Regions from separate parts of the Homo sapiens genome. Here region 2 is linked to region 1. The links are chromatin contacts, found by Hi-C in ENCODE. All regions are on one chromosome and are shown on one strand. The core of a region is the stretch at or near the end of the contact, and the rest is flanking DNA. Distances in the headings are between cores, read along the strand shown. Region 1 holds the start of OR6C1 (olfactory receptor family 6 subfamily C member 1). Region 2 holds the start of OR6C75 (olfactory receptor family 6 subfamily C member 75).

Region 1 (6,164 bases), core at 1,655-4,154:
AAGCATGAGCTTTTCATAACACTGTGAAGTCACAAAATACATTCATACCAAATATACAAGATTTGGATTCAATCTGAAGATTCAATTTTATTCAACAATTTACTGACATGAGAGACTCAAGTTTTTAAAAAATATATATTATATTATTACTGGTCTATAGTGAATAATGTATCAATGCACTGTATTATTCACCTTATTTCAACTTTTTTTGTAAATCTGTTTTCCTCTTAAATTCCCTGCTAATTTTTTTTAACACTTTACTCAGTAATAATACCATGACTCATTCTTTTGCTTCAGATGAAAGCTGTGAGGGAACATAGGAAAAGCTGTGAGGGAAGATATAAGTTGTTATTTGAAGGGTTCATGAGAGACTTCACAAAAAAAATAGACACTTCCATAGCTGGTCTTCAAAGACTAGGGAAACAGGCTTAAAGGAACTCTAGTAGCATGTGATCCAATAACAAGAACTGGGTGTGGTATATCATGCTTTTATGTAGAAATGTTTATGAAAGTTTAATGAATTGTATTCAGTTGCCAATATAAAATAAGCTTGATAAAAATTATCAGCATCCATAGTCCTTTGAGAGGATTGAACCTCAATGTTTAACAAGTTGCAATGAATTCCTAGAGAATTAAAAGATCTCAGGACGTATTCATATAGATAATGAGGAATAGGTCCAAGCATTTAATTAGTTATCTTGGATTTTTATATCTGAATGCAAATCCATATTTTCTCCTGGAAGAATATGGCTTAGGTTGTTTTCATTTCCTTCCACCATTTCAACAAAATTACTTACTTGTTTTCTAAAGATTCCTGCAACAAATTATTTGAGCCATTTAAAATGAAAATTAAGGGTGATATTTAATATTTACTAAATAAAATGGTTACAAAGCATCTTCAGAGCTTTCTAGAAACAACCCTATATCTTGCTCTGCCATCAGGTAAATATTAACGATGACCCCTTAAATAAATTAGGTTAAATATTGGCAGTTATTTGATGTGCCTGGTAAGAAAGGGACTGTTAGAGACTAAATCAGTTTGAAGAATCTAGGTATGTGCTTTTAAGAGACTGAGATAAGGGACTGACTGGCTCTATTTTATTATTCTCTCGGGGGGTGTGTGTGTGTGTGTGTGTGTGTGTGTGTGTGTATGTACTTTTTAATAAGGTATTAAATTACACTGAGTTGAGCCCTCCCTTAGTAATGCAAATACTTTGAAAATCTAGTTTTTAAATTTTTCTGTGTTTACTCAGTTCTTTCTTCTTCACCTTAATAGAGATCACTGAAAAAATTTTGCAGAGCGTATCTTCAAAAACTATATTGCTCATATAACTCTGTGTTTTTTTTCAACTTTAGAGCTTAGGTTAATACACTAATGAAAAAGAAAATTATTTAGCTCAATGTTGTGGGCAATATATAGCTCAGTTTTATAATTATGCTGAAATACACTTTGGTACTGCTCGGTTATTCTAGGCTGTGGGCCATGACACAAGGGTTACTTTGAGAAATTCTGTAGGCCTGAATGAAACAGTGGCTCTTCAGGAAAATTCATTGAGTGCTTGAAATAATTATTTTATTAAATTTGTTTTTTACTGTTTTTATAACAATTTTAGATGACTATTTCCCCGGAGAAATAGGAATAATTTATATTTCTTCCTTTCGATAATGATGGGCAGGTTTAATTCTCAACCTTCATACAAGTGTGTATAGAAACAAATCAAGGGAAAAGAGGTGTCACCAAATCACACTTAATTTCATAAATAGTAACACTCATTTCTGTAAAGGTTTCTGGAAAATAAACACTCATAACCTCATTCCTTCAGTTCATTAACTAGCCATTTATAATTTTAACAAGATAGGAAAAGGACATAAATTAACAGAAAACTGTGGTATTAACACACTGTTAATTTCTTATTTATGACCTATAAGGCCAATTTATTATCACAGAAAGTATATAGGCTTTAACGTTAGAGAGATATGAATGAGACATTTAATGGATTTGTGACTTTGGGTGAGTTACTTAATGTCTTTAAATTTCAGTTTTCTCTGTTTAAAACAGAGTTGAAATTTCAAGGATGTTTTTGGGAATTAATTGAAATACTATAAATAAGTGTTCCATAAATCATGCAGCATTTAGTAGGTTCTAGGAATAGTTTATTATTTATTTTTCCTTTATTGGAAATTAATTTGGGAAAATATTCATTGTAGTTGTGATTTATTAAAGGCAGTATCTATTCTGAACTAGGGACTTTTTTTCTTTATCTCATTTAGACTTTATAACATAACTGAAGATTTTATCCTTATTCTGAAAAGAAGAGCTGAGGCTCAGAGAAATTATATAACTTAATTCATATAGCTAGGCAAACATTAAGTATAATTCAGACGACTTAGCCTCTTCTCTTAAGCACAGTACTATATAGCTATATTTGATTAAAAACACAGAGACAGAGATAGTGATTTCCTGCTTTTAATTATTAGAGAATGAATAAACTGGTATAATAGGACATGCTAATCCTTTTTATACATTTTATTATGTGAAGTTTCAAAGTATAATACCTATTTACTTTGATTAAAAGTTGAGCTGTTAAGTAATGATTCAATGCTATGATTTGAGAGACTTCCATTGCCTTCCACAGGTTTTACTTACCTCTGATTTTCATATAGTTTCACTAACATTCAGAATGGCTGGAATAGTAGAGATATTAGCAAATGCCATTGCTATCCAGTAAAACCAGGATTTCTGAAAACATTCACTTTCTCATTGAAGAAATTTTCTTCCTATTTTCAATCTTTTGTCTTAATTTTCCCATTTTATCCAGACAGAATATGTGTCTTTGATAGTAGAGAGTGAGAAAGGAGCAAAAATATAAAATAGGGAAAGTATCTGAAAGTGTTTTAGAACTGTCTGGCATGGTTTCTACATAGATACTAGATGCCACGAGGTACGTAATGTTTCATCTAGTCTGTCTGCCACTGGCTCAAGGGGACTAATTCAGTGAATCAAAATTGCCAGAAGAGAAATGTACACAAAACACTAGGGAATATAAAACATAATACACATTACTATTTAAATTGGAAAAGGAAGCTTGGGGCACAGTGTCCAATGAGACAGAAAAGAAAATAACAACAAACAAAAACAATACTAAGTGTGAAGATTTTTTTCCCTTGACATTATATGGCATACAGAGATAGCAATCAAATATCTTCATTCTTAGTGCAGATCTCTCTACTCAATACTCCATGCCATTTGTAAAACTGGGAAACTACTACCCCATTATTTTTAATCTGCCTTCTAGTAACTTTTACTACTGTAATACTGCTCACACTTTTCTCTGCTCACTGTATTGCTCACCAGCAATGGCAGTTGAAGAGTTTCTTGTTTTGATTGATTAATGTTACAATTTATATACCAAATATATTTTTAGGAGTTAGTGTCTGTCTAGACTATAATAGTATAATCATGCCCAAATGAGATAATGTAACTGAACAAGACAATAAAATTGTGCAGATTCTTAGTAAAAGCTATGCAAAATTTGCAAGTCCTTGCAGAGTTTCCACTATGTGTAAAAATAGAGCAAAGACTAGTTTTTTGGTTTGTTTTTTAAAATATACTATTATATTGTGTACTATAACTCAGTTACCTTAGGCAAATTACACAACTTTTCTGAGTATCAATGTACACATTTATACAAAGCAGATAACCACGTCTATTTTGCATGTAGCTATAAAGATTAAATGAGATATGAGATAGAACATACCTACCCCAGCATATGGAACAGAGTAAGTACTCTCTATAGAGGAGCTATTATTATTTAGGAAGTTTATATCAGACTCTCAGGGTGCCTAAGAGCAATGATGGCTGCCTAAATATTTATCTTTTTATACATTTTCAAAAACAAAGACATGATGAATAAGGAGAACATATAAATTAGACATAGTGTGTACCTTCAGCATAACTAGAAAATAGAGTATATTTTGAACTTCAAATTACTTGTGAGTAGGAAAATAAATACCCAAGTCCATCAGATGAGTAGGAAGAATTGGACGGATACTGCATGCAAAAAAGGTTTGTTGCAGATAGTAATTTATTTCATATATCATATATATAGAACATTTGAAAAAATTGTTATGTGAGTAACCAAGAAGAGAAATTTTAAGAGTAAGTTGATTAAAAGAGTGTTTACTTCTTTAAGTAACCATGGTATGAACCATTTGTATTGTTCAGAATAATCAACAAGGTGATTTATGTTTATAGCCACTGGTTTTTTAACCAAAATTGGAAATCAATGGTTACGTGGAACCTACAGATAGTTTTAAAGGAAGGCACAACACAGTCACTTTCAAGTTAAAAAGAAAACTGAAGCAAATGAACTCAGCATTTCTGGTAGCTTTGAGATGGGTATAGGAGGATAGTGGACAAGTTAAAACTTCACTTTTCCTTTATTGAATCTTTACGATGACATTCATTCATGTTAGTACATACTTTTCATTTGTTTCTATAAAACACTACTTTGTGAGCCAAATCTTTAAAAGCTTGTTTTACTTGCTGGTTTCTCAGGGTGTAAATAGAAGGGTTCAGCATGGGGGCAATTGAAGTGTTCAGAATAGCTACTCCTTTGGTCAATGATGCTCTTTCTTTTGCTGAAGGCTTGACATACATGAATATGCAGCTTCCATAAGAGATGGAGATGACGATCATATGAGAGGAGTAAGTTCCTCTGACTGGCACATGGGATTCTCAGAATAGTGCAAATGATGCATACGTAGGACAGAATTACTAATGCCAAGGTGATCAGCAGAGTAACAAAGGCAAAGTAAAAACCAATAATCTCTAAAAGCCATATGTCTGAGCATGAGAGTTGTAAAATGGGGAAATACTCACAGGAGAAGTGATCAATGACATTGGAAGCACAAAAATCTAATTTGAGGATAAGCGTGAGTGGTGGAAAAATGGTCAGAAATCCTCCCAGCCATGAACTTAAAGACAAGCAGGGTGCAAATTTTCTTGTTCATGATGGTGGTGTAGTGGAGAGGCTTGCAGATGGCCACATAACGATCATAAGACATTGCAGCTAGAAGAAAAAATTCAGACGCACCCATGAAGATGAAGAAAAATAATTGAGCTAAACAGTTGTTATAGGAAATGGTCTTGACCTTAGTAATAATTGCCCCCAAAAATTTGGGGATGGAAACACTGGTGAATGTAATTTCTGAAAAGGAGAAATTCCGGAGGAAGTAATACATAGGAGTCTTTAGACTAGAGTCTGTCAAGGTAAGGATGATGATGGTTAAATTGTCAGTTATGCTTAATACATAAGTTATAAATAAAAAGATAAAAATTACAATCTGAAGCTCTGGGCTGTCTGATATGCCCAAGAGTACAAACTCTGTAATCGTTGTGTGGTTTCTCATGCTGAGATTTTTTTCTTTCAAGAAGATCCGCTGGCGAAAAATAAAACACACAAAAAGAATAAGTGAAATGTAAAGGAATTAAAATTTAAATATTTGTAATAACTGGCTTCAGTGACATGAAGCAATGGATGTCTTTCCTTGTAGTAATTTTTGTAATATCCACTTATTCCTATTAAAGCAGAAAAATTCTACATAGCCTCTATTAAAATGAAAACACGTATTCACATATATGAAAAGTCTTCTTATTGGTGACTTTATATAAAACCTCTTCATCTAATAAAATCTTCTACATGTGCAATATATCTTTGAATTACAGATCTCTACAGCAATATTTTAAAATTATATATGTCATTTTTATTTTTACATATGGTTTTTCAGTTTCCAGTGTTTTTAGGACTGAAATATCTGATTTTTAGTTTGAATTCCAATGTTATTTACAAACATAAATTTTACTGGTATAAATTTATTACCTAATCACAATTTCTGAGCTTAATAGTAGCTATGATTATTTTTATCCTTAACTTATATTCTTTTAAATATGATCAACAAAAATAAATGTGTTTGCAGTCACAGAAATATAAGACTAGAGTTGCTGTGGTTGCAAACGAAAGTTTTTAACTTATGGGAAAGAAAACACAAGCCAGAGAAATTGATTGTCACATAGATGGAGTTCAATAATATCATTCTACAACATACTGATGATCCATGTATATAATTTTCATGTTTGTTATTTAAAATAAAAATTGACTTTA
Region 2 (6,164 bases), core at 1,236-3,735, 49 kb before region 1:
ACATGGCAGCCAGAAGGTAAAATTCTGTCACCCCCAAGAAGATGAAAAAAAATAGCTGAGCCACACACCCATTATAAGAAATGGTTCTGTTTCCTGTCACAACAGTGACAAGGAATCTGGGAATGCAGACAGACGTGAATGAAATTTCCAGGAATGAGAAGTTCCGAAGGAAGAAATACATGGGAGTCTGCAGATGGGGATCTGAAAGGGTGAGGGTGATAATGATCAGGTTCCCAGTCACACTTAACATGTAGGTAACAAGAAGAAATATGAAAAGTACAACCTGCCACTGTGGGTCACTTGTCAATCCAAGAAGAATAAAGTCTGTTACTGCTGTGGAATTTCTCATTATTTTTTTCTTTAGAAAAGTATTCTGTATTTTCGCTGTAAAATAGGTGAAGAAACCAGAAAACTATGACACCAGTAAAGAAAATTATTATTTTTTTTCTGTCTGGCTCTTTCCATTTACCATAATGCCTTCCAGGTTCATCCGTAATGTCACAAATGGCAGTGTGGCAGTATCTCCTTCTTTTATGAGGCTGGATAACATTCCATTGTGTCTAGCTATCCGCTGATGCATCTATCTATTTAATACATATATATATATTCAATATCTTCAAAGGGTTTAAACTTGTAGTTATGTACGATGAATAAATCTAGAGAGCTAATGTATAGCACAAAGGCTACAGTTAGTAATGTATTATATAAGAAGGTAACTATGGGATGTGATGGATAGAATAATTTTGCTTGGAGGTAGTAATCCTTTCTCTATATATACACATATAGAAAGATTATGTTATATACCTTAAATATACACAATGAAACTAACTGTAGGCTGGGCGCAGTGGCTCATGCCTGTAATCCCAGCAGTTTGGGAGGCTGAGGCAGATGGATCACCTGAGGTCAGGAGTTCGAGACCAGCCTGGCCAACATAGTGAGACTTTGTCTCTACTAAAAATACAAACAATTAGCGGGGTGTGGTGGCAGGGGCTTGTAATCCCAGCTACTTGGGAGGCTGAGGCAGGAGAATTGCTTGAACCTGGGAGGTGGAGGTTGCAGTGAGCTGAGATCGCACCATTGCACTCCAGCCTGGGCGACAAGAGTGAAATTCCGTGTCAAAAAAAAAAAAAAAAAAAAAAAAAAAAAAGGAAAAGAAACTAAATGTAAAAAAAATTAACTTTAGGCAGGACACAATGACTCATGCCTGTAATCCCAGCACTTTGGGGGGCTGAGGCAGATGGATCACCTGAGGTCAGTTCGAGAACAGCCTGGCCAATATGGTGAAACCCCGTCTCTACTAAAAATACAAAAAAATTAGCCGGGCATGGTGACGCACGCCTGTAGTCCCAGCTACTCCAGAGGCTGAGGCAGGAGAATTGCTTGAACCCAGGAGGCGGAGGTTGCAGTGAGCTGAGATTGTGCCACTACACTCCAGCCTGGGCAATATATGCAGACTCCGTCTCGGAAAAAAAAAAAAAAAAGGACTTTAAAAAACTTCATTGTTGCTTTTTGCTTGTAGAGAAAAATGGTTTTGTAGTACATAGATACCAAATACATTTTAAAAATTCTGTTGTTACCTTATAAATCAATTATTTCTGTATTTCCTTCATTATATTTTTATATATTTCAGAATACATCTCTGTCTTCTAAATGTTTCAGTATATTCCCTGAAAACAAGAAAAAAGAAATTAAAACTTCTGAGATTAAGGCATTTTCAAATGAAGCTCATGAGAATTCATAGCCAGCATACTATGGTAGTCTTTGAAAATTTTTTGTTATTTTTCTCTTCATCTGTTTTGTTCTTTTTCTTTTGAATGAGGGTGGAGAAAGATATGCTTATTCAAAAGAAAAGAAAAAAAGAGAGCATCTCCTTCTCCATCCTCATTCAAATTTTTATAATCTACTTTTTATAATTGACTGAGTTGTAAAGACAACTCAGTCATCCAGAGACATGTCCCTGATAATGGTATATAGAAGTGTTTAGTGGACAGAAGATATCATATTCTTTACATTATCTTTTCTTTATATATTTCATTTAAATTGTGTGCTTTAATTTTACTTATATATAATGTGAATAACTGAATTTATATAAAACATAAATATAAGCTATTAAAGCAAAAATTATATTCCTGAAAAAACATACTTTTATGGTAAATATGAATGGTTTAGTGTATCTTATTTCAAAAGGTTTATTCATTGCTTAAACATAAATGCTGTTGGATTTTTCAAGAGCTTTTGCAATCTGTTTCTCCTCTATCATCTTGTATTTGTAACAAAATATCCAAAATATTGATAATAAAGAACAATTTCAAGAGCTTCTCTATAACGTTTACAAGAAGGGCATACATAAATACATTTTTATACATCAACCCAAATTTCACCAAGGATCTGAAGTCTCAAGATATCCTACCTATCGCCGCTTTAAAAAGTATTACCTTGATACAAATTTTAGTTGAAATGAAGGCTAATGTAGTGGCTTTCCGAGCTTGATAGGTAAGAAGAAATGATCTTCTGTGCAGAAGCAATGTTATTCAGGCTAGCCATGATTTTATCTACTGTATTTACAATGGACTCAGGGGGATTAGTTAAATGAACAAATAAAAGGTACCATGAAGATTGGCGTTCTCATGACACCAACCACTAAATAATAGTCCAAATTGGTATACAATTTGGAATAAAATATTTAGGTGATACAGAAGCCTGAAATTGGAGCAGAAAAATATAAAGAAGAATTTACATTTTTATAATAATCTAAAACTGCAGTAATAGAAGAAAATAAATAATGAAGTAAAAAAGATTCGTAGTCTTTAAATGGTAAACTACTAAACTGTGAATGAGTTGATTCTCTATTTTAGGGAAATGTTAAGAATTCGTTCTCATGTTTTAGAATGGGCCAGTGGTCTCCATTATTCCACATCATAAAAGATGTCAGACTTGTGTTTAAGGTTTTAAATTTTTCCATTGATGACAACATAGAAAGATTGTGATTATAATCACTACCATTTATTCGTTCAATATTTACCTTTTAAAGCTTGTAATGTGTTGGGCTCAGCCTTAGGTTGTGAGAATGCAGAGATGATAAAGATAGCTCTTAGCATAATTTTTACTTCTTGCAGAAAAGTGTGAAAATTCTACATTTTTTTGTAGGTATAAAATAAGGTTGCACCTTCATTAAAAAAAACACTTAAAGACTTCAAATGTCCATGTCCCCAGATAGGAATGTACTCTCCTTTAATGTCCTTGGGTAACATATGAATTTCCTTGAGGTGCTAACTTCATGCATCCTCACAGGTCCTTTGAAAGTTCTTCCTGCTGTGCTCCTTGTCCAGGGGTTATGTCCATAACTGTCCTGTCAGAGGATATCTTGAACCTGTTCTCACAGGAGCTTCTGCTTCTGGTATTACTCATCACCTCTGTTTCAGGGGATAGGTCACTGCTGCTTCCCCTGGACTTTCATATCTCAAGAAAATTACAGCTAGGTAAGAGGAATAAGCTCTCGTGTTCTATACGATGGTAGGATGGCTATAGTTAATAATAATACACTATACAGTTTCAAATAGCTAGAAAGAGGATATTGAATGTTTCCAATGCAGTCAAGTATGGTGGTTTGCACCTGTAATCCCAGAAACTCAGCAGGCAGAGGCAGGAGGATCCCTTGAGGCCAGGAGTTTGAGACCATTCTGAGCAATATTGTGAGACCCCGTCTCTAAAAACATTTTTTGAAAAAAATTAGCCAGGTGTGGTGGTGCACACCTGTAGTTCCAGCTACTCAGGCAGCTGAGGCAGAAGGACTGCCTGAGCCCAGGAGTTCAAGGTTACAGTGAGCTGTGATCACGCCACTGCACTCCAGCCTGGGTAACAGAGTGAGACCTAGTCTCTAAAAAATGAATAAACAAGTGTTCCCAACATAAAGAAATTATAAATGCCTGAGATGACAAATTTTCTAACTACTCTGATCTTATCACTACACATTATATGTATCAAACCATTACTATGTAACCTATAAATATGTACAATTTTATTTATCAGTTAAAAAAATAAAATGTTTTGTCTTTTGCCCACTTTTTTTCTGTCTTTTTTAAAATTATATTTTAAGCTCGGGGTACATGTGCAGAACATGCAGGTTTGTTACATAGGTATACACATGCCATGGCGGTTTGCTGCACCCATCAAACTGTCATCTACATTAGGTATTTCTACTAATGCTATCCCTCCCCTATCCCCACACCCCCTGACAGGCCCTGCTGTGTGATGTTCCTCTCCCTGTGTCCATGTGTTCTCATTATTCACCTCCCACTTATGAGTGAGAACATGTGGTGTTTGTTTTTCTGTTTCTGTGTTAGTTTGCTGAGAATGATAGTTTCCAGCTTCATCCACGTCCCTGCAGAGAATATGAACTCATCCTTTTTAATGGCTGCACAGCATTCCATGGTGTCTATGTGCTACATTTTCTTTATCCAGCCTATCATTGATGGACATTTGGGTTGGTTCCAAGTCTTTGCTATTGTGAACAGTTCCGCAATAAACACACGTGTGCATATGTCTTTATAGTAGAATGATTTATAATCCTCTGGATATACACCCAGTAATGGGATTGCTCAGTCAAATGGTATTTCTGGTTCTAGATCCTTGAGGAATCCCCATACTGTCTTCCACGATGGTTGAACTAGTTTACACTCCCACCAACAGTGTAAGAACATTCCTATTTCTCCACATCCTCTGCAGCATCTGTTGTTTCCTGACTTTTTAATGATCGCCATTCTAACTGGCGTGAGATGGTATCTCATTGTGGTTTTGACTTGCATTTCTCTAATGACCAATAATAATGAGCTTTTTTGTCATATGTTTGTTGGCTGCATAAATGTCTCCTTTTGAGAAGTGTCTGTTCAGATCCTTTGCCCATCTTTTGATAGGGTCGTTTGTTTATTTCTGGTAAATTTGTTTAAGTTCTTTGTAGATTCTGGATATTAGCCCTTTGTCAGATGGATAGATTGCAAAAATTTTCTCCCATTCTGTAGGTTGCCTGTTCACTCTTATGATAGTTTTTTTTTTTCTGTGCAGAACCTCTTAGTTTCACTGGATTCCACTTGTCTATTTTGGCTTTTGTTATCATTGCTTTTGGTGTTTTAAGTCATGAAGTCTATGCCCTTGCCTATGTCCTGAATAGTATTGCCTAGGTTTTCTTCTAGGGTTTTTATGGTTTTAGGTCTCACATTTAAGTCTTTAACTCATCTTGAGTTAATTTTGGTATAATGTGTGAGGAAGGGATCCAGTTTCAGCATTCTGCATGTTGCTAGCCAGCTTTCCCAACACCATTTATTAAATAGGAAATCCTTTTCCCATTGCTTGTTTTTGTCAGGTTTGTCAAAGACCAGATGACTGTAGATGTGTGGCATTATTTCTGAGGCCCCTGTTCTGTTCCATTGGTCTATATATCTGTTTTGGTACCAGTAACATGCTGTTTTGGTTACTGTAGCCTTGTAGTATAGTTTGAAGTCAGGTAGCATGATGCCTCCAGCTTTGTTCTTTTTGCTTAGGATTGTCTTGTCTATGTGGGCTTTGTTTTGGTTCCATATGAAATTTAAAGTAGTTTTTTCCAATTCTGTGAAGAAATTCCATGGTAGCTTGATGGGGATAGCATTGAATCTATAAATTACTTTGAGTAGCATGGCCATTTTCATGATATTAATTCTTCTTATCCATGAGCATGGAATGTTTTCCAATTGGTTTGTGTCCTCTCTTATTTCCTTGAGAAGTGGTTTGTAGTTCTCCTTGAAGAGGTCCTTCACATCCCTTGTAAGTTGTATACCTAGGTATTTTATTCTCTTTTTAATAATTGTGAATGGGAATTCACTCACGATTTGGCTCTCTGTTTGTCTGTTGTTGGTGTATAAGAATGCTTGTGATTTTTGTACATTGATTTTGTATCCTGAGACTTTGCTGAAGTTGCTTATCAGCTTAAGGAGATTTTGGGCTGAGACAATGGGGTTTTTCTAAATATACAATCATGTCATCTGCAAATACAGACAATTTAACTTCCTCTTTTCCTATGTGAATACACTTTATTTTTTTCTCTTGCCTGATTGCCCTGTCCAGAACTTTCAATACCATGTTGAATAGGAGTGGTGAGAGAGAAACTTGTGCAGGTTTTCAAAGGGAATGCT

What was found. Hi-C counts contacts between places; a loop is a spot of excess contacts on that map.
Region 2: a map with no recorded cell type shows a loop between it and region 1 (2.1-fold over the local background). The contact joins the promoter of OR6C75 here to the promoter of OR6C1 in region 1. A Hi-C loop is called at or near these places in 1 of 168 maps with a recorded cell type or tissue (astrocyte of the cerebellum) and 2 of 37 single-sample maps with no recorded cell type.

The regions. Positions count from the first base shown.
Region 1 is chr12:55,311,083-55,317,246 of GRCh38, reverse strand. OR6C1 (olfactory receptor family 6 subfamily C member 1) reads right to left here and starts at 2,904. Exons shown (of 2, transcript NM_001005182.2): 1 at 2,648-2,904. It also overlaps the pseudogene OR6C5P.
Region 2 is chr12:55,359,296-55,365,459 of GRCh38, reverse strand. It overlaps OR6C75 (olfactory receptor family 6 subfamily C member 75), which reads right to left and starts at 2,485. Exons shown (of 3, transcript NM_001005497.2): 1 at 2,411-2,485; 2 at 1,578-1,667; 3 at 1-584. The coding sequence starts at 349.